3 separate regions of the Mus musculus genome follow, and regions 2 and 3 are each linked to region 1. The links are chromatin contacts, found by Hi-C in ENCODE. All regions are on one chromosome and are shown on one strand. Each heading gives the region's core, a stretch centred on a gene start or an enhancer-like site at or near the end of the contact. The rest is flanking DNA. Distances are from core to core; before and after follow the strand shown.

Region 1 (3,633 bases), core at 596-3,095:
CGAGGAGGGGAGAAATGGTGTCAAGTTCCAGTAAAAATGTTAGCATACCAGTTCTATAACCTTCATTTCAGTTCCTGCCCCAAGGTTCCTTCCTGCCTCCACTTCTTGCCCTGACTTCTCAATGGAGCGAAAGCTCTAAGACGAAATAAGCCCTTTCCTCCCCAAACTGCACTTGATCATGGTGGTTATCACAGCAATCCAAAGCAAAACTAGTGACTAGTCACTCGCTGACACCAACAAGTTATTCTGAGCCTCAAAGGAATCCTCTGTAGTTCTGAGGCCACTCAGATATAACAAGAGTTCCTACAACAGTCACCCAACAGAAGAGTGCCTTACAGGAAAGACGAAAACTGAAATGCTGGGAATTTATAGTTATCTTTCTAGATGATAAAACTGTTCTTCAACAAATCTTGAAGCACAAAATATTTATATTGTCCAATTTTCTCTAATACGAAATTACTAGGGGTAGGGGTAGTAAGGTCCTCCCTATTAAAATATGTTTCAGTCACATAATACTGGCAAATATTATAGTCAGAATATAAAAATTCTGAAAAAGAATAGTATCTCTATCACTCAAAGTGAGCCACTGTCATTTGATGTGCTTTCTTGGCCTTATTTGGGCTTTATTGGACCGTATTCCTCTCAGCTGTCACGTGTACTCGGCTGTCATCTGCATCCTGTTTATTTAACCCTATGCTCCAAGCGTTTTTTTCACTTAACTGGTCTTCGTAATCCGTGCATCTAACGATTGTATAACTGTCTACCCAAGGCCGCGGTTCACCTAATAATACACTTTCTCCTAATAAACACTTTTAATGCATCCATAAACCAAAATCCCGTGCACAGCCAAACCACTAAACTGTCTTTCAAAACGGGTAAATCTCTAACCTAAATTTATAGTCAAGTTACCTTGCTTCCACCTGCAGGATTATTCTAAACCATCCATCCTAGATTCTGTATTTGCCGATCATGACACGGCAGACAATAAGTACATATTCGGCTTACAAACAAATCTTCCGTAAGAAACCTGAATCCTAGCCCGGTGGTGATGCACACCTTTGATCCCAGACCCTCGGGAGGCAGGGGCAGGCGGATCTCTGAATTCCAGGCCAGCCTGGTCTACAGAGTGGATTCCAGGACAGCCAGAGCTACACAGAAAACGTTTGTCTCGAAAAGCCAGAAAAATAAAATAAAATAAAAAGAAAAGAAACCTAAAGCCTGAAGGAACACCGTTATTACGGTCTTCAAGATGGATTGGCACAATGACATGGTATAAATCCCTGATTTAAAAAAAAAGTCGAGCAGGTATTTTATCAAAATATCAAGCCGATCTCGGTTTCCAGTACGTTCTCCCAGACACTTTCTCCAAAATGACAGCGAACAGGTGTGCACGCACACGCCCCTCTACACATGCAGCAGGGGGCCTCGGCTGCCGCGGGGATGGATGCAGGGCGGCCGTCAGCTCCCAGGAGCCTCCCCATCTCCCTTCCCGTCTCCCAGAGCAGCCGCTGAGGGAGCAAGGGTGGAGGACACCCGGCTCTTCACGACGCTCCCCCAGGCTGCGGCCACCCAAGACCCTCACAGAGCCCGAAGCACACGCCCGCCGGCCGAGCTCGCTCACCATAGGAGCGACTGCCCAACTTGTTCTTGCAGTAGCCACACTGGAAGGAGGTCTGGCCCTCAAAATACTCTACAAGGCTAGGTGAAGGCGCGCTCCAAGAAGCCATGTCCGCGACCCCGCCGCCGCTGCGCCACCCAGTCCTACGCAGCCGCCGCTACCGCCGCCTTCGCCTCCACCACCCCACAATGCAACGCGCGCGCCTCCGAAGATCGCGCGAAGCCACTCGAGTGCTCCCGGGCTGGAAGGACCGGACGCCCTACGTCACTGACGCCGCCCGCGCCATGTTGACTGCGGGCAGCCGTCCGCTAGTTCCGTTCCTCCTCTGTGAGGGGCGGCTACCCCCTAGGGAGGGCGAGGGCGGGAAGACCGGGATGGAAAGGAAGCCGGCTGAGGAGAGACCAATGGGACCGGGAAGCTGGAGTCGGGTGACCAACGGCCTCAACCCGCGCGGCAGGCCTGCCAGGACGTAGCGAGAGCCTGGCTGAAGCCGGTAAAGGCGACCTGGACGGCGGGACACTCACCACACGACGTCTTGCCCTCCCTGGACTCGCAGTAGCCGCAGTAGTAGCCGGCCTTCAGGCCCTTGTATTCCACCACCGAGGCCATGGCCGCCGCTGTGGGCTTGAGGAGCGGCCACGCCTCTCAGCGCGGGGAACCTCGGGGAAGGGCCGAGAGCGCGGGGGTTGCCGGGTTCGCGGCTCTCCGCCGATCCCCGGTCAGGCCACTGGCCGCCAGCCTGGGTTGCAGGGGTGCGTCTCGGAACCCAGTGTTTAGTGGCCAGCAGGTTACTTGTCCAGTCAACAGCAGTCCTTGTCACTGACGCGATCTCTCAGCCCGCTTTACAGATAGGGAAACTGAGGCTCCAGGTTGGGATTCACCCGGTCATTTGCGCTCTGTAGTTGAAGGTTAACCTCGAGTTCTGCGCCTGACCACCTGTGAGGAACGAGGAGCCGGAGCTGGCTTGATAGAGAGGGATCTAGAATCCAAACAACTCTGCTAGAGCGGAATGTCCAATGACGAAGCGACACTTTCCTCTTTTAAAGGGAGTTTTAAATATCACTCAAAAAGAATTTTTAACTCTTCAGGCTGAACATTTACATAATCTGAATTCACTCCATGGGTCTCCAATTTGCAAAGAACGTGTTTTAGGGAATGAGGTTGTGAGGCAAAGTGTAAAAATAAAGGCATGCTCCTACCAAGATAATATTCCTTAGCTTTCTCCTCTGCGTACACAGATGTTTAAGTCTGTCTGGCATAATTTCCATAGTCGACAATATGGTGAATTCCTTTTTGCAGTGTCTAGAAAGTGCAATCAGGAAACTTTTTTTTTTAATTATGTTTGTGGGTGTTTAGCCTGCAAGTAGATATGTGTACAACCTTCATCCAATGCTGGAGGCATCCAGAAGGCATTGTAGACCCTGAAACCTTGACGGGCAGACAATTCTGAGCCACTCATGTAAGATTGAAAGGATGGAAAAATACAGCCTCAACTCCAGCCTCCTAAGAAGCCCTAAATACCACAAATTCCAGACCCTGCTCCCTGCCAGTATACAGGTAAAAGGTCACACTTCCGTGCTGTTCCAGGGCCCGCTTCCTGTATGGAACTAGGTGAAAGAGCATTAAGACAGACCCTTGAATACGTGATCCTGGCCTAGTAAGATAACAGGAGGAGAGGAGCTGACTAACTGCTTATCTAGCAACTGTAAAGTGCTTGCACAATGGAAGGAAAGATTACACACTGAAAGAACTGCGTGGGGTCTTGATGCTATGAAATGATTGGTTTGCGAAACGCAGGCTTTGTTGTAACCCCATAAAAGCTGTCCCAATTCTGCACTCGTGGTCCGTGGTCCTCTACCCCTGCGTGGTGTACTGGGCCCCAGAGCACGCCTGGAATAAAAAGTCCTCTTGCGGTTTGCATCAAGGCCGTTTCTTGTGAGTGATTTGGGGTGTCGCCTCTCCTGAGTCAGAACGTGGGGGAGTCCTCACTTTGTGGGTCTTTCAACATCAAATAT
Region 2 (3,633 bases), core at 818-3,317, 1.8 Mb before region 1:
AGCCATGTTCTTGGAACCGAATGAGGGAAATTTCATATTTTAACTCTGTGCCTCATAATAAACAAATTAAAGCTATGTGTTAAGATATCTGGCTTTAGAGAGGCTATCATCTATCTATCTATCTATTATCTATCTATCTATCTATCTATCTATCTATCTATCTATCTATCTATCATCTATGCATTTAGCCTTAGTTTCCTTGGAACTCACTATGTAGCCCAGGCTGAGCTACATCTCCAGTGCCTATCGATGGATCCTTAATTGGGAAGAGTGCAGTCAAGAAGGGACCTGATTAGAAGAAGTTCACTCAGCCAGGGCAGTGGTGGCACACGCCTTTAATCTCAGCACTTGGGAGGCAGAGGCAGGCAGATTTCTGAGTTTCAGGACAGCCAGGGCTACACAGAGAAACCTTGTCTTGAAAAAACAGACAAAAAACAAGAAGAAGAAGAAGAAGGAGGAGGAGGAGGAGGAGGAGGAGGAGGAGGAGGAGGAGGAGGAGGAGGAGGAGGAGGAGGAGGAGGTGGTGGTCACTCAGTCACTCAGGGCATGCCCTTAAAAGGTATATCTCATTCTGGGCCCTCTTCTGTCCCTTTTCTCATCTTAATTGTTATTTTAGTTTTTTTTCCCCTTCCTGTTATGGTTTAAAATAAAAAAAAATCATATGTTGAAGTTAATTATGCAAAGTGATGGTTTTGGAATTTAGGCCTTTCTCTCTCTCTCTCTCTCTTCTCTCTCTCTCTCTCTTTTTATTCGAGACAGGGTTTCTCTGAATAACCCTGGCTGTCCTGGAACTCACTTTGTAGACCATGCTGGCCTTGATCTCAGAAATCCGCCTGCCTCTGCCTTCCAAGTGCTGGAATTAAAGGTGTGCAACACCACAGCAGGGCTGGTCCTCTGGGATCCCTGCACTCATAAAGAGGTTTGAAGCCCTAGTTCTCAAGTTTCAACTTTAGTTTTTCTTCCTCAGGGAAGCTTTTTCTTCCTTAAGTTTTTCGCTAATGATCTGATGGAGAGAGATACATGCTCGCTCTTCCTAGAATGTTTAGATCTCTGTCCCCAGATGATGTCAGTGTTCCAGGAAACACACTTAAGGAAAGCCTGCCATTTATATTATTTTGTGTTTAGTTGATTGTTTTGCCAGATTGTAAACCCAAAAAGGAAGGATTTCAGGTCTGTTTCATATATCACTCTCTGGTATATGGTTCTCAGCCTTGCTTCTTTATGATAAAGAGAATTTTCTTGACCAACTTCTAGTCTAGCATGGCTTTTAGCAGTTTGAGGCCATGTTATCTATGACTCACCAGAAGTTTCCCCATTACTAAGCTCTGTACTTCTTGGCCCCGTTGAAATGCTTGTCGAGGTAAACTCAACACTGCCAGAATTTAATGTTTTTATTCCAGCCAAAACCTGGTAGTAGGCAGATAGGTCCCCAAACCCTAAATTACAGCAGTAACTCTAGAATGTTGCAATTATACATCTTTTCTCTGCCCCTTTGAAACATAAATCGTCTACCACTTGGAACTGCCTTACCAAAGGCACTTTTTGTTGATGCACACATTCAAGGAGATAGTAGCCTGGAGTGGTGGCACACTCCTTTTAAGCTCTTGGGAAGAAGAGGCAGACAGACCTCTTGAGAATTCCAGGCAACATCATGAAAACGTAACTGAAAAAAAAAAAGGAACCCAGCCGATAATAATTCTTACTTCCAATTCTTATGACCGCCTGTCATAAAGATATAAGAATTGCAGTGTGTGGTGGTATTAATCTCAGAAATGGAAGAGCTGAGGCAGGAGGATAAAAAGTCAGTCTGGGCAGCATAGAGAGATCCTGCCTCGCAAGCAAGCAAATAAACCAACCAACCAAAAACAGATACTCCATGAGAAACTCAGGGCGTCCAGGACATCTCAGAATCTGCGACTTCGAGCGTCAATTAACGCTAGGATTCATCGGCCACACCTCTCTATTCTATGCTGTGATTCCAGAGGCTGACCCAGTCTCGCGAGACCGAGGCTGTCACGTGATAGGCTTGGGTCTGAAGCCGATTCCACCTTATTGATTTTGGGCGGCGTCAAATTCCGGAAGAAAACCGATCCCGGAGTCGCTGGCCTGTGGCACCTGTGCGCAAGTGCGGAAGTGCGGTGGCATCCTCGCTAACCGGTTTCCGGTCTGTGTGCAGCACCGGGCTCGCAGAGCCACGTAACGGCCGGGGGTCTGCAGCCATGGCGGATAGGAAGGCTAACGGCGGCGGAGCGTCCGCCTCCTCGTCAGGCACTAACTTACTCTTCTCCTCCTCGGCCACGGAGTTCAGCTTCAACGTGCCCTTCATCCCCGTCACGCAGGCCGCCGCCTCCCCGGCTTCCCTGCTCTTACCCGGAGGTAGTGAGCCGAGGGCGCTTGGGGGCCAGTGTCTGTCCCGGGAGGCGGGTGGGACAGGAGTGTCGCCTGCTCTGAGTCGCTTGCCAGGGTCAGCAGTGACCAGCTTTCAGAGGGCCAGGGACTGGAGGATCCTGGAGGAGGGGCTCCGGTGATGAGGCTTGGAACTCCTGTCATTGCGCAACTGTTTGTTGAACACCCACTGGTGTGCTGGTGCTGGCAGAAAACGCAGCTAAATTAGACAGTTACCCTTTGCTAGAATCCGAAAGCTGCTCTCTTACTGGGAAACACCGGTGATAGGGTAGGACATCACCTAGGAGACAGTAAGTTTCTCCAGAGGAGACAATGCCTCTCTTGTAGAGGACTATACACTCTCTCCTAGTAAAAGCCCCCCCGTTACACTTTTGATTAAGCTCTGTGTATATCTGGGAAGGCTGATTTCTCTCTCTCTCTCTCTCTCTCTCTCTCTCTCTCTCTCTCTCTCTCTCTCTCGTTTGTCTCTGTCTCTCTTTCTCGTCTGTCTCTCTCTGGTGGTTTGGAGCACAGACTGTGTTCAGACCCGGCACTGCCATTAACTTGCTGTGTGGCCTCAGTCATGACATTTTACCTGTCTGCTTAGATTTCATGTTTTCAGCTCCTATCCCTGGGTTTGAGAGCAAGGTCTCTCTGTGTAGTACTGACTGTCCTAGAACTCACTGTGTAGATCAGGCTGGCCTCAAACTTAAAGGATCCACCTGCCTCTGCCTCTCTGCCTCTGAGTGCTGGGATTAAAGGCATTCGTCACTATACCCTGTCTCATTTTTGTAGAGTTCTATATCTAGTGTCCCACACGTATTGTTGTGTAAATACTTGTGAGCTAAGTACTCTGCCCCTCCATGTGGACTGTGAACTTCTTACCTCTTTTCATTTTCAGGGTCCTGTTTTTTAGTGCCTAGCACACAGGTGCTTGTTAGGTGCTGAGCTTTCCCCACCAAATAATTCCTCCTTGGAGGACTAAGGGGAGTTTCCCGCAGAAGGGAAGAAAGACAACTGAAAGCATGTGTATCTGCAGTGTCTCCTTTCTGTCATGTTTCTTCTCGGTGCTCGTAACTGTCTGACAGGTACATATGCCCGCTTACCCTACCAGGCCAGGGTGTAAGCTTTGTCAAAGCAGGGGCTGGCCCGATGCCTGGAATGCAGACTACAGAATTTCTAGTGGGAGTTTGCTGAGCGACTGGGGGGATGGATCCACGAGTGCCCCTGCCTCATGGAAGCGGTGTG
Region 3 (3,633 bases), core at 593-3,092, 1.0 Mb after region 1:
TAACCATTTATAGAAGCGCTACTTACAAGGCAATAGTAGGGTTCGTTACCGAGGGTGGATGTCAAAACTTTAAATACGACCTTCAAGACTTGGTAGAGGCGGTTCTGGTGCCTTAGGTCTGAAAAATAAAATAAACCTACTTCTCATTTGGGGACCCAAAACTGTCCAGGCTGCGCTAGGTAAGCAAGAGGAGCTTGAATTAGGCAAGACTCAACCGAAAGATAAAGAACGGGCTGAGGCGGAGGAAGTTCAGGTGTGAAGGGATTTTCATCCAGGCTGAGAACAAATTGTCATCTTTCTCGGGCCAAGGAACTATCACCAGGGGAAAGGACCCCATGGAAATCTAGAATTGAACTGATTGTCTCTCCGGCTTCCTGCTTGACCCAGGGAGCTGTTAAGGTCGAATGAGTCCAGCTATTCCTCAGAGGCCCGCCGAGATTCTCCAGGGACTTGGAGGCCCTTGGGACATGCTGCAGGTGTCGTTGCCAGGGTCACAAACGAGAAAGGTACTCTTCTGCGCCTTCGGTTCTTGGCGCCTATATTAAAGCATTAGGCAGTTCCAAATGCCACCCTTTGGGGGGAAAGTGCTGTGTTCAGATCGCAGGCTTAAAGTTGATCTTTGAGCCGCGGACACAGTCACCAAGAAAAGAGCGGTGTCCTTCGGAGTACAGTTGTCAGTGAGGAAACACCGCTACCCCGACAGTTGCACAGGGGAAGCGCGTGCACAGAGTCGCATACCCAACTCCTACTCCTGAAAGATTCAGAATCACTCATCCATTTTCAGGACCAAAGGCCAAGGCTACGCGGATTCCTAAGTCGGCAGACTCTCGACTAGACGAAGAGCGGGGAAGCTCTTTTTGGCCGCACCCTGATTAGCAGGTTTGGGGAAAGAAAGTACTGAGTTCTTTCGGGGCCGGGGAGGCGCCCTACTTCCTGGACCCGCACGGCCAAGGCTTTCCAGCCGCGTGGGGCAGCTGGCCTCTGCCAGGCCGGGAGGGGTGGGAGAGCGGCCGCTGCTAGCGCGGATAACCCGGAGGTGACCCAGGCCAGCCTGCTCTGCCCCTCCCCCTCAGGCAGACCGGACAGCAGCCAGCCCGCAGCCGAGCTGCAGGGGGTAGAGGGAGGTGCTTGCTCCAGACTGGAGCAGGTCCGTGCGCTCCGGCCCGCCGGGGGCGTCTCCTTCTTGAGGTCCCTCGCGCGCCTCCCGCTTGGTGGGAGCTCTCAGAGTGCCTCTTTAGCGAGAGCCAATATCCTTTTGTGCTAATAGGTTTGTCCTCATTTGCTGCCTAATTGGACTATATAAAGCCAATAACAGGCGGGCTCTCATAGCCCGAAGCCAAAGCGCCAAAATCCGAGGGAAGGCGAGGAGGGGGCGGTAGAGGAGGCGGCTGCGGGGCCTGGGCTCGGCTGCGCCTTGGCCGGCCTAATCCCATTTGCCATTGTACGCGCCCAATCGCCGTATACTCCCCGCATTTAACTTGGATGACATTTTGATTTCATCATTAGCATCCGGCGCCGGATTGACGCATCCCCAAGCCGGGGACCGCTCTCGCAGCCTCCTCCCGGGGAGCCGCAGCTCCTACCGGCCCCCTCGCTCCCTCGGCGCAGAGGCAGGTCCGCTCCCCGCCCCTCTGGACCCCTCCCCCCATGCGAGCCCGCCCCGGCCCGGTCCCCACCCCGCCCTCCCGCGGCTCGATTCGCGCCCGGGGCGGCCCCCGACTTTGAGCCCCGTAGTTGAGTTCCGTTTATGGTCTGATTTCCGGCCCCTAGCCTGCTCGCCCCGCCGCCCGCCGCCCGCCTGTCCCGCTCCCGCCCTCCGTGGGACCCGGAGGACTGGGGACCATGCCGGAGCCCGGGCCGGACGCCTCGGGCACTGCCAGCGCGCCGCCCCCGCAGCCACCGCCCCAACCTCCCGCGCCCAAGGAATCCCCGTTCTCCATCAGGAACCTGCTCAACGGAGACCATCACCGGCCGCCCCCGAAGCCTCAGCCGCCCCCACGAACGCTCTTTGCTCCGGCCTCGGCTGCTGCCGCCGCCGCCGCCGCTGCGGCCGCCGCAGCCAAAGGTGCCCTGGAGGGCGCCGCGGGCTTCGCGCTCTCGCAGGTGGGCGACCTGGCTTTCCCCCGCTTTGAGATCCCAGCGCAGAGGTTTGCCCTGCCCGCGCACTACCTGGAGCGCTCCCCGGCCTGGTGGTACCCCTACACCCTGACCCCCGCCGGCGGTCACCTCCCGCGACCAGAAGGTACCGACCTCTCTTTGAACTTTCGTTCTCCCCTCTTTCCCTGTGGGCCGGTCACATTCCCTCTCAGAGATGGTGTCACTGCAGTTAGGGATGCCCCGACACCTGCCAACCAGAGTTTTGGTTAACTTCCTTCGGCCTCTAGCCAGCATCTTTCCTGCGCCGCTCGGCTACGAGGCCAAGGAAACCAATCCCACTTGCTGAGAAAAGAAGTGCAGTTGGAGGCCCGGGCTCTGCGATTCCCGGAAAAAAATTGTCCTCCAGCAGGAATGGGTGGCTTGGGATGGCCTTGGGGGGTGGGGGGGAGGCCTGGAAGGCAGGGTTGAACCTTAGCAGTGGAGAATTTTCCCGCTGGCCCCTGGCGTGGGAAACGCGAGATAAAAGGAGCGGCCCTGATCCCACCATTGCCTGGCCAGTCCTAGAAAGGCGAAGAGATCTTAGATCTTTCTGCCCCACTGCAGCCCAGCGGGGACACGGGAGAACCGAGGCCCAGGGCCAGTAGCCCGAGGCCAACGTGTGGGTTGCGCTTGGTGCTCCCAGATCCCTGCCTCGCTCAAGGCTGTGTCGCTGTGCTTGTGTGTGCGTCCGTTTGTCTGTCTCCCCAGCCTCGGAAAAGGCCCTCCTGCGAGACTCCTCCCCTGCGTCCGGCACCGATCGAGACTCCCCGGAGCCTCTGCTCAAGGCTGACCCCGACCACAAGGAGCTGGACTCCAAGAGCCCGGACGAGATCATTCTGGAAGAGAGCGACTCGGAGGAAGGCAAAAAAGAAGGCGAGGCGGTGCCTGGCGCGGCCGGGACGACCGTAGGGGCGACTACGGCGACACCGGGCTCAGAGGACTGGAAGGCGGGCGCCGAGAGTCCCGAGAAGAAGCCGGCGTGCCGCAAAAAGAAGACGCGCACCGTCTTCTCGCGCAGCCAGGTCTTCCAGCTCGAGTCCACATTCGACATGAAACGCTACCTGAGCAGCTCGGAGCGCGCTGGCCTGGCCGCGTCGCTTCACCTCACCGAGACGCAGGTCAAGATCTGGTTCCAGAATCGCCGCAACAAGTGGAAGCGACAGCTGGCGGCCGAGCTGGAGGCGGCCAACCTGAGCCACGCCGCTGCGCAGCGCATCGTACGCGTGCCCATCCTCTACCACGAGAACTCTGCGGCCGAGGGGGCGGCAGCGGCTGCGGGGGCACCGGTGCCAGTCAGCCAGCCGCTGCTCACCTTCCCGCACCCAGTCTACTACTCGCACCCGGTGGTCTCGTCCGTGCCCCTACTAAGGCCGGTGTGAGATGGGACAGGGGACAGGGAGTGAGCACCCGGCCACCTTTTGGGGACCCCGGAGGAGACTGGGCCGGGCCGAGGGTGCCGGGCTGTGGCCAGCGACCTTGGGCTCACTGCCTTGCCTC

What was found. A loop is a pair of places that touch in the nucleus more often than their neighbours do.
Region 2: a loop to region 1 is called in a map of T-helper 17 cell, with 4 times the contacts of the local background. The contact joins the promoter of Sec23ip here to the promoter of Ate1 in region 1. A Hi-C loop is called at or near these places in 2 of 37 maps with a recorded cell type or tissue (T-helper 17 cell and regulatory T cell).
Region 3: a loop to region 1 is called in a map of regulatory T cell, with 4 times the contacts of the local background. The contact joins the promoter of Hmx3 here to the promoter of Ate1 in region 1. A Hi-C loop is called at or near these places in 2 of 37 maps with a recorded cell type or tissue (regulatory T cell and v-Abl transformed pro-B cells).

What each region holds. Positions count from the first base shown.
Region 1 is chr7:130,517,735-130,521,367 of GRCm38, forward strand. Ate1 (arginyltransferase 1) reads right to left here and starts at 1,846. Exons shown (of 12, transcript NM_013799.3): 1 at 1,622-1,846. The coding sequence starts at 1,727. It overlaps Gm4275, which reads left to right and starts at 1,857. Exons shown (of 4, transcript XR_869987.2): 1 at 1,857-2,111.
Region 2 is chr7:128,742,803-128,746,435 of GRCm38, forward strand. It overlaps Sec23ip (Sec23 interacting protein), which reads left to right and starts at 2,068. Exons shown (of 19, transcript NM_001029982.2): 1 at 2,068-2,376. The coding sequence starts at 2,220.
Region 3 is chr7:131,541,121-131,544,753 of GRCm38, forward strand. It overlaps Hmx3 (H6 homeobox 3), which reads left to right and starts at 1,843. Exons shown (of 2, transcript NM_008257.3): 1 at 1,843-2,242; 2 at 2,845-3,633. The coding sequence starts at 1,843. The coding sequence ends at 3,515.